Linked DNA regions of Homo sapiens: region 1 is linked to region 2. The links are chromatin loops, found by intact Hi-C in ENCODE. Cell type or tissue: heart right ventricle. All regions are shown on one strand. Links, peaks and the distances in the headings refer to the core of each region. The heading gives the core; the rest is flanking DNA. Region 1 overlaps LINC01791 (long intergenic non-protein coding RNA 1791). Region 2 overlaps TSHZ3 (teashirt zinc finger homeobox 3).

Region 1 (5,376 bases), core at 62-5,061, 130 kb before region 2:
GTATCTGCTACTCAGGAATTGCTAAGCCAATGATGATTAGTGAGTGAATGAATGAATGAATGAACGAATGAATGAATGAATGAAGAGTCTGTGACTTCCAGTCCTAGATAGCAAGGTACGGGCTGTACACCTGCTTTCTACAGAGCCTGGCCCACCATAGGCACTTAGCAAATGTTGGAGATAATCCAACACAGTGGCACCGTGACATTTCTGTTTTCTCTGGTGCACGTTTCCTCACATCTAAACATGGACTGAAAGACATCCAAGCTTTTCAAAGCTATGTGGTTTCCTGAAATTTCCACAAGCCCAAACTCTGAGCTAAAAGTGAGGATGTTTGTCCTGTGTCTCAATGCTGCACATGGAAACTCACAGCCCAACATAGCTCAGAATTGCTAATCACCTTGGGATTGTTGTGTTAATAAGTGAAAATACAGAAACACAAACCTGTCTTCCTGTTAATGTTAATTTTGGTCCCAAAAAATGTTGCTAAAACATATTGACGGGCATGTCACAGATGTTCCTTCTTTCATACATGCGAGATGCTGAATGTGAGAGCTGGACGCTTTGACAGGATTTCTGTTGCTTTTATGATAACCGCCATCAGGCCATCTTCCTACCACTGGGGCCCGGCCCTTTATCTGGCCATTCTCCTGTGCAGAGGCTCACGCTGGGGCAGGCATGTAATTCTGTATCTACTACCACAACCTGCACAATAGACTGATAAAGGTAAGCAGCTTGAAAAAAGATGAGCGATGTCACCATCTTGTCAACTCACCTGCTAATTTCAGTATATGCAGAACATCTGTAACAGCCTGCTTGGTGGAGGACTAAGTTGAATCTCAGGTTGTTCATTCCCAGAGCTCATTAGGGGGAGAGATGACACAATGGCAGGGCAGGTGGCTCTCCAGTTTGACACCAAGGTTTTTAACTCATCTGGGTAGCAGAGATTTAGATCCACTTACCAGTTTTTGAAGAATCAAGCAGAACAGCACCAACTTCCCTCATCTTGCAGTGGCCATGTTTAAGCATAAGAAGGTGTCTCATGATTTAGCGTGATTACCAAAGAGGAAACCCATCCAGAATCTTCTGGCTTCATGGCCTTTTCCTTACCATGCAGGAAGCAGATTGGCAGGGACCTCAGCAAAGGGGCAGGGTAGGTTCTGGTAATATTTTAGGCCTGGTAATATTACCAGGGGTCATGTTATCTGTTTTGGAAGATGTACCATCTGAGCAGAGAGAAGAAGGGTTTTCTCCATGTCTAAGGGGTTTCTTTTAGAATCCCTCTGCAGTAGCAGTGCTCTGTGGCTGGGTCAGAGGAGAGAGAGAACCACCGTAGTGGCTTGGGGAGGGAGAACGGAGACAGTGGGGCATTAAGGAGCTAGACTTATGCCAGCTACCAGGAAGAGGCTCTATGCTAAGCAGAAAGCATGGGCATCCCCCTCCAGACCCACACCAGCAGAATTTGTGTTTTGTTGGTGTGCCCACAGGCTGACAGAAGAAATGCAACAAGGAAGAAAAATGCAATGAGGAAGTGAAGGTACAGTCCCAGGCCAGGGGACTTGGAAAGTGGCCTTCTGCTTTTTTTTGTTGTTGCTGGACATTTTTTCTTTTTGCAATATTTTCAGCCAATTTCATCAAATGAAAAATTGCCACCTCGTTGTGGATGCTTTATTCTGGCTAATTAGCACTGATGAGGAATCCTGGGTCAAGCTAAGGACACAGCTACATGCAGGACTCCAAAGAGAAGCCAGAAGGAACTGGAGTCCTGGCCAGATCCTCTAGAGTCCGTGCTCCTGCAGGCATCTCCACTGCAGGTGAATGCAGTGTCTGTCATCCCCACTGCAAACCATGATTGTTCCCATATGGATTGAGGCATCCTGAGAGCCGCATGCTCTACATAGAGATAAAGTAATTTTTACTATTCCTCCAATGTGGAATAGGAACTTGGAGAGTGAGCTCCATCAGTCTCTGCCCAGATTTGGAGAAAGAACCCAGATAGAACCACCTTTTCCAGAGGCATTGAGAGCAGGTTCAAGCTGGGGAAACATCTTCCCAAATAAACATTTCTGTACCGATGCTGTGAATCCAGCAAAAACGAAGAGTGCATGGAATTGTTGGCCAGATGCAATCTCAGAGAGCTCTTGTTCCAGGGAGAAATGAATCCCTCAGACAATAATCCTCAGCTCCTCCTAGCTGCGCCCAGCTGAAGTCTGCCTAGGGGATAGTGGAAGGCACTGTTTCACTCCACAGTTTTGGAAATGTGCATGCAACATTTCTAGGTCACACCAAAATGCACAGCCCGTGATGAAAAATCCAAATCCTAGGCAGGTCTGAGGACCGACCCTAAACTCCCAACCCAACCCAAGAACCTCATTCCAAGTGCTTCTAAGGAAAGCAGAGAGTCAAATAGAATCCCTCAAAGGAAAGGAGAAGCTAGCTGGTGTTTCTTGCAATGTCAGACACGCCTCAACTTTCCCTTTAGAATGGCTTTCCTTTGCAGATAGAAGTGTATTGCTTTAACCCATACAACACGTGTCCAATGTGTTAAAAGAAGATAAGTTTCTTAGACAAAAAAATACATATGTAAGACTCTAATTCACAGAGGACAAGTAAAGTGAGACTCATGGGCCCTAAAATAGGTATTGTGATGTTTAATTTTATGTGCTAATTTGACAAGGCCACAGTACACAGGTAACTGGTCACACACATCTGGATATTGCTGTGAAGGTATTTTTTAGATGAGACTAACATTTAAATCATTAGATTTAGAGTCAAACAGGTAAATCTCCATAATGTGGGTGGGCCTCATCTAATCAGTTGAAGGCCTTAAGAAAAAGAGAGATTTTGCCCAAGGAAAGGGGAATTCTGCTAGTAGATTGCCTTTGGATCTGAACTACAACATCAACCCTTCCCTGAGTCTCCAGCCTACCAGCCTGCCCTGCAGATTTAGGACCTGACAGCCTCTACAATCATGTGAGCCAATTCTATGAGATTCTCTCTCTCTCTCTCTCTCTCTCTCTCTCTCTCTCTCTCTCTCTCTCTTTCTCTCTCTCTCTCCATCCTTAGAGGACAAAAAGAAATTAGCCTTTGCCAGTGTAGGTGCTGTCATAATGACACTGATTCAACACATGCCTTTTCCCTGCAAAGCCTGAAGGCAGGGTGCCTCGACACCCGGCTTAGGTCTTCTCATTTTCATGAAAGATATGTTGCATGAAAAATGGCATTCTGAGGCTCGTCTTGCTCTGAGTGAAGACTACTCTGAGAATCAGAAAACGAAACACTAGCCAGACATGGCAAAAAACAAACAAACAAAAAATCTTAATTGCTCGAATTGCCACTGAAACCAACCTTCCAGAGAATTGCCTGACTCTAAAATTGGAAGGCCACAGAAAGGCAGCAAGCAGGTTGGGAACCAGGTGTGTTAGGGGGTTTTCTTTCCTGCATTTCATTGTTTTAAAGGCGTCTTGATCCATGGGTTGCAATATGGCTCAACCTGTAAGGAGGGAGAGGTGAGAGGTCAGCCACCCTCTGCTGTAGGGAGCTGATGTTTCCACCTCTTACATTTCGATGAGCAAGACATTTTGCTTCTTCATCCCCCAAAAGGAAGAGGTGAACAGGCGCTGGAGTGTTTTGACTGAAGAGTCTTTGGTGTTCCCTTTCTAATAAAGGGCCATATATTAGTGCCGAACAGTCATTTTTTTGAGCACTAAAGTAATACCAGTACTCTCATTGCTCAAGAAATTGCTGAGCAAAATCTTCCAACAATGTGTCTCCCCGGCATTCCTTAACCCTATTGATAATGATAAAGTCTCATAAATCTAGGTAAATCTTTAATTACGCCTTCAGAACGTGACGATATTATGACCGTGATATAGTCATAAAGGGCACATTCAAAATTAGCTCGGTATACATTTTATGAATATGTAAAAGGGTAGAGGTGGTGAGAGTTCAAAAGCAAAGACCAAAAAAGGATGTATTTTTTCTTTTTTGTTGCAATCATCTGTTAAGACGGGATCTTATTTTCTTTTTTAAGATAATTGTAGGAAAAAGCTCTCTTTCTTGTCTTGTATAGTTTTTATTAAAATCCAAAGCACCAACTTTGTGAAGAGCCCTATTTCATGTTACAAAAACTGCGAGATTAAATAGAGGGAGTATTTTCTTCTGTGTTGAAACACCTTTTGGCCTAAAAATTGTTCGTCCTTGTATTAAATGTGTGTGAAACATTTATGGAGAGAGGCATTTCTTTGCACTGTTTTACTGAGGCCGTAACAAAGCTTAGAGTTTGTTTCATACTCTACAATCAGGGTGATTACAGCCTCATCTGTCTCCCACCCCTGCATTTGGTTAGTAGCCCTATGCAATTTATTTTTATCTTCAGCCAATGCATATATTTTTACTTGTGTGAATAATAGGGGAAAGATTAAGTTCTTTTATTTTGCTAATTAAACTGCATTTTTCTAAATCTCATGAGGTAGTAAGTGACAGAATTAACAGGAGCACTTTGCAGAGTTTTGCTATTTTCCTGATTAGATTAGAGGTATTTGATATTGAAGTCAGAGCTGATGAAGTGGTTTCCTCGATGTGAATGAATGCATGACCCTAGTTTATCACCGCGGCTTCATAAAGAAGTCTTCCTTACTGTCAAGAAAGCCCAACCAAGAGTGAAAATGACATTAGCAAAAAGCTAAGCAAAAGGTCAGCAGAGCAGAATGAGAAGGGAGAAGGAAAAAATGCATTCCTCTGCCTCTTTATTTTTCCCCCCAAGGGGTTAAGGAAGATTGCTCAGTTACAACCTCTGTGCTGAGCAGAGCAGGGTGAGCCTCAGAACTGTACCCTCCTGAGACAGGGACACCTTTCTCAGCCTCTAGAGTTTGAAGGTAAAAATTTTATGTTAAAAAAACAAACAAGGAAACAACAACAAAAAAAAAAACACAAGGGGAATAGAAATGCAGAGCGAGGAAAGCTCCAGCTCTCCCTTCCCTTCCGCCAGTGGCCGCCATGCAGACTTATTCCCATAAGCATCTCCAGACTCCTTTGGGCTATCCTGGGCCTCCTCCGGAGCTGGGCTTAAAGCTCTTCTTCAAGGCAGCCAGGGGCCAACTGAAGGCAATAAGCAAAGGCAACTTCTCCCTCGCTTCCTCACACCTTCCCTTCCTCACACCTTCAAGCTCCCCAACCCCAGCTTCCTAGCCCCTTAGGGGAGGGAAGTAAAATGAAGGAGTGATGTCAGACAAACCAGAGGGGAAGATCAGAATAGGGGTGTGCTTTGCCAAATCCTCTATGGTGAACAGAGGAAAGACATTGCGGCAGGGATGAGGAGGAGCCTGCAGAGGGAGCTCAGTGGAGTCTGGACCATGCCCAGGACTGGGCATCTTT
Region 2 (5,376 bases), core at 124-5,123:
ACCTCCCGGGTTCAAGGGACTCTCCTGTCTCAGCCTCCTGAGTAGCTGGGACTGCAGGTGTGCGCCACCACGCCTGGCAAATTTTTGTATTTTTAGTAGAGATGGGGTTTCACCATATTGGTCAGGCTGGTCTCGAACTCCTGACCTCCAGTGATCCGCCCGCCTCAACCTCCCAAAGTGCTCGGATTACAGGTGTGAGCCACTGCACCCGGCCAAGCCACTCCTCTTTAAATCCTGGCTTCTCCATGTCATGGCCTTTGAGTCTCAGTTTCCCCATCTGTAAAACAGGCATGGTGACACCAATGTTTCCCAGGGTTGCTAGGAGAGGAGCACTGGACAAAAAGAGTGTTTTGCAGGCTGCTCTGTGCTGTGCACACCACTGCTGAGAAGAGGCCCATCTTCCCTCCCACGGCTGGAAACTATGAATCAGCAGATGCTGGCTTAGGTCAGAGAAATAAGCACAGAACCACAAAAGAAGGATCTAGAGCTATGCTGTCCATGGGGCTAATGACTGTGTTGTCCATGGGGCTATATATGTTTAAGTTAATTAAAATTAAACAAAATGTAAAGTTCAGATCCTCCATTGCACTCATCACACTTCCGATGGGGTAGTCCTATCGGACAGCTCAGGGCAGCAAATTCCCATCAGAGCAGGACACTCCATTGCTGGCTGGAGGGGACTTCTCCTGTTGCTTCCTGAACCCCTTGGCTTCCTAATGTCCTCTCTCTTCCTCTTTAGAAAAGACACTTTCCTACAGAAACAGTTATTAACCCTTTTGGGGCTTTCAGGGCCCCTTTGGGAAGTTAATCGAAGTCAGTGTTCGCTGAAATCCAGAATCTTTCAGAGTGTGGGAGGAGTTCCACCGGTGGTACAAGAAAATATGAGGTGGTTCATCTTGAATCACACGGTAATAAATTACTCCCTTGTCAGTTCCATCTTTTTCCCTCTGATTGCTTCAAGGAGAAAGTATCCGGTGGGTGCTATTGGTCTTTAACACCTCCCCAACACTTGCTAATCCCCCTTTTTAAAGAAGAGAGATAAGGCATTAGACTCCGGTAGGAAGGCAAGAGAATTCAGCTAGGATTTAATGACATTGTTTGATTTCACGGCGTTTATTTTTATGGTTATTTTCCCTTTATGGCAAGTGATTCTGGGTCTTCATTTATAGGAGTGACACACTTTCCTTTTAAAAATAAATTTATTTGAGTTAAAACGTGTGTAAACAGTAAGTTCAGGCAGTGCATGTGGTATGCAGAAACGTCAAACAGCATGACAGGTTTGGGACTCAGGATGCCAAACCTGCTTGGGGGCAAGGAACAGTCACAGAGGCTTCCAGAGGAGACTCTGCGGGAAGCCCCAGGTGAGGGCTTTGCTCTGCTACCAGCGTTTGCTGTTAGCATTTCCACACCCGAGATTTGGAAGGGAATTTGTCAGGTTTCTATTAAAACCTCTGAATGTCCAGTTGGAGGAGGTAGTGGTTATTAAACCTCAATGTTCATAAATATGCTAATAAAAATGTAAAATTTGCAGTGAGCCATTATCAATCACAGACAGGATGCTCCACCTTTGAACGATGGCCCCCATGCCTGGCTGCTGACCGGGAGCTGGAAGCCAAGTGTGCACCGCTGGAGGGCAGCGAGGAGTCTGAGCTACATGCCTGCCACGTGCGGATGTGGGCACCTGGCAGGGACTAGGGTGGCCACGCTCCTGGCACTGCGTACCACCTGCCTGTTGGGCTGCGGAAATGGTTCCTGTCCCCACACATATGCCAGTGCCTCTGTGAGGGTGAGGCCCATCCACCTCTCCCAGACACCCAGGAAACAGGCAGCGACATGTGACATGTGAATTCACCCTGAGTTTGGACAGATTGGTGAGAGTCCCCTGAACAACGAAATGCATGGCCGTAGCCATTCAGCAAACGAGAAGGATCCTGGGACTTGAAGGATCCCTGCTCCTTGCCCTAGAAAGGCCCCATCGGAGCCAAGCCTTTCATAGCCATGCACTACCAGAAGTGGGGTATTATCGAGAAGGGTATGGCACTGAGAGTCCGGGTACCTGCATCCTGGCACCGACACTCACTTACCAGGCTGCAACCTGCAGCACACAATTGGAAGTCTTTGCGCCACAGAATTTCACTTGTAAATCAGGTAATACCTTCATCTCGGGTAATGACGGTGAGCCTTTCTCTCTGCCTGCTTCCCAGGTCCACATTTGGGAAAGGCAGGTCAGACCCCCTCGTGCCTGCCTCTCGAGTGGCTGTTGGGCTCACCGGATGCAATTGGAAGATGCTTGGTGGATGATGATGACATGATGACACAGGGTTGCCTCCCTTGTCCCCTAGACAACCAGAAAGGATGCCTCCTTCCGGCTTCTAAGGCCAGGACTAGAGGCCTTCTTTCCCTACAGTCTGCACGAGAGATGCTGAGGCCAGGCCCCAGCCATGCCAGCCTCCTTTGCCAAGCACTGCTACATGCAGGCAAGGGTGTTTCCAGAGCCATGGGAGAGAGAGCGGGCGGCAGGGAGGCATGGTCGGCCATCACTGCAATCCTGAGAAGCCACATGGGCAGCGGCCGGAACCGTGTCTCACCTGCACGGTGGGGCTCTGCCTGCACCCCTGCTTCTGCACAAGTCCATCCCAGCTATCTGGCTGCTCACCTCCTTCTGCCCAACCTTCTCAGGGCCGGGTTTCTGATGCATTGTGAATCATTTCTAATGACAGGATTTCACATCCCCTTGTGATACTACATTCTTGTGCATAACTTGTAATTTGAGTGATTGTGAATTGTTCCGAGTGCCAGATTCGTATTTTGCAATAGATCAGGGTTTTATTCATATGTGAGTGCATAATTTTGCCTCAAGATGCGTTAGATTACATTAATTAACTTTGTAGCCAGAATGGGAGAAATTAACCGTTTGGATGAACCTTGCTCTGTAATCACCGTCATTCTCAGACCCCTTGAGTGTCCACCTCCGGGGCTGTCTGGAAGAGCAGGCAGTGAAATAAAAAGAAGGGGAAGGAATTTGGGGGCACAGCTCCAGGGGAAGGCTCAGCTCATGGCCCCTGGGAGAAGCCAGGCTCCTGAGACACTGGAGGTGCTTACCTCTATGAGAAAGGACGACGGGTCCTATATCCCTCTGTGTGTTTCTTCTAAACTCTACAGATGCGTGCTGGACAGATAGAGAGCATGGGATGTAATCCCAAGCAGGGAATCCTGCCACCAGGGGTTGCTGCACTGGACACTTCTGTCCTGGGCACAGATCAAGGGAAGAAAGCAACTCTGCCAAGAGATGTCTATCACCTATGCTCTCCCCGAGCGGCCAGCAGAAATGTATGAGCTACCTGGAACAGATGCTGAAAGGCGCATTATTTGGAATATGACCAATCCAACTTTCCTTTCATGATATTTATTTTTTGTTTCTTTTTCTTTTCTCTTTCCCCTTCTCCTTCGAGGCTCACATCAGCCATCCAATTTACTGACAGTATTGACCTCTTATAGAGGAGATTCCCCCAGCCCCGCCCTGTCCCAAAGCGTCCCCGGTCTGTTCATCACTTGGGACTGATAAGTCCATTTCTCCTCCAAAGGGTGGAGCTTGGCTGGGGGTACTCAGGAAGCTCTACTCCTGGGGGCGGGGTGCTGGATACTGCCAGGTGGCAGGACACATCATATCAGAGCCAGGCCAGGCCGCAGCAGTGGGGCCCCTCCTGCCCTCTGCCAGGGAGCTGGGTGTGTGCGCCCTAGACTTCCCTCACTCGCCACCCAGCTTGGATGGGCAAAGCACTAAAAGGTAAATATGAGAAATACAATTGGAATTATGATAAACAGAAATAAAAAGGGGCTAAAATCAGAAAGGTTTTGTGAAAAGAAAAACGGCTGGCAATAAAGCTGAAAACAGCAGTGCTCCGAGGCAATTTAGACTGCAAAACACAAACCATTAAGTTTGTGCATTATCTTTTAATTTAATCTTGAATGATTTATAATCCATCACGCAAGGCTTCAACCATATCCAATTATTCTCTGCTGCTTGATTGACAAGAAAGGTGATTTATTAAGCTAATAAAAAGTGATGTGAGCTGAGCTCATATAAAAAATAACCAGCCGGACAAAGACTTTAAAGAGACATCGACCATTTTTTTTTCCCACAGAGAAGGGTTTAGTCACTTTTACCCATTCAGCACTAATCAAGTAGCAACTTGGGAGAGAGTGGCAAGGTGTAATAATTACTGCTATATAAAACTAGACTTGCACTTCGGGTGGGTGTGTAAGGAGAAGGAAATAAATATTAAAACAGATAGAAGAAGTCTGACGCCCCTAAGAGAGTCCAAAATGCAGGAGGATCTCAAAGTCTTCAGTGATGAAAGCAGCACCAACACCAGCAGCTTTGTTTTCAGGGAGGGAGGCAGGAGTTCCCTGCTACTTAAAATGCCTTTCCCATTTTCCAGGGGGAAATCTGCCTAAATCTCCCAAAGCCTGTTTGTGAGAACTCCATTGTGTTTTCTGCAGCAGTAACACTGGAATGCTTGTATGCATGAATTAAAGGGGAAGACGGCACCTCTAAAGTCATCTCCTGTAATTGTTTACCTAATGCTGCTCGGAGACTCTGGGGAAAAGGCAGGTTTGCAAGATGAAGTGGTGTGTACGAGGCCTCTCCTCATACACAACAGGATGCCACTTTAATGTCCAAGATGCTGGCGTGTTTCAGTGAGCACAGCACTTCAGGACTAATGATGCAATCAAGCCTCTTGCAATCAAACAGCCTGGGCTGGGGAAATAGTGCTATTTGCGGCAGCCGCTGTGTCGTGTACTAAAATTTTCTGGAACAGAGAGGAAATAAGAAAGTAAAAAAGCAAAATTCTAAATTTTCATGGGGGAGAGGAGGGGCTGTTAGGGAAGGAAATGTTCAAGTGTCTGCTTTCCACCTCATGGAAAAGTGGGAAAAGCAGAGAGGGAAAGAATGGGGAGAGAGAGAGAGAAGGAGAAACAGGCAGAGAGAGACAGAAGCCAACCCCCGCCCCACCTCAGCTCACTGTACGCTGTGTCACTGAACAGTCTTTCTAGTCGTTTTCCCGTTTTATTTCTCAATTATTTGAGTCACATATGCTCCGGCCAAATATTCTCTGCTTGCTTTTATTTTCTACTGCAACCCATATTACCTACAGTATATTAAGCAATCTATAAGGGCCTGGCACCTTCTATCAATTTGAAGAAGATGATGCCAATGATTTGCAGAGGAATTACAACAAAGAAAGGACCACGGGAGTTGAAATTTAGTCGCAGGAGACTTTTTTCCAGGGACAAAATTCTCTTCTCCAGGATTTTTTTCATCCGTCAACAAAATCCAACGGGTTTTTCTTTTTACCAGCCTCCCTCCCCTCC

What was found. Hi-C counts contacts between places; a loop is a spot of excess contacts. Peaks named below come from ENCODE experiments on the same cell type or tissue, not always from the same donor. Only the 100,000 strongest peaks of a DNase experiment are listed, where the experiment ranks them.
Region 1: it touches region 2 in a loop (4-fold over the local background); 1 of 110 quality-filtered maps calls a loop at or near these places.

Annotation. Positions count from the first base shown.
Region 1 is chr19:31,180,186-31,185,561 of GRCh38, forward strand. All of the region lies in intron 2 of LINC01791 (long intergenic non-protein coding RNA 1791), which reads left to right. It also overlaps a transcript of TSHZ3 not described here. Among named protein-coding and RNA genes, the nearest start is that of LINC01791, 15 kb to the left of the region's middle. In heart right ventricle, for the core only: no CTCF peak of the experiment used is centred there; no DNase peak of the experiment used is centred there.
Region 2 is chr19:31,311,810-31,317,185 of GRCh38, forward strand. The region is part of intron 1 of TSHZ3 (teashirt zinc finger homeobox 3); the gene reads right to left. Among named protein-coding and RNA genes, the nearest start is that of TSHZ3-AS1, 7.3 kb to the right of the region's middle. In heart right ventricle, for the core only: a CTCF peak has its summit at 3,223 (motif pointing right); DNase peaks (open chromatin) are centred at 415, 4,732 and 5,008; H3K4me3 peaks cover 888 bases; H3K27ac peaks cover 1,635 bases; H3K27me3 peaks cover 367 bases.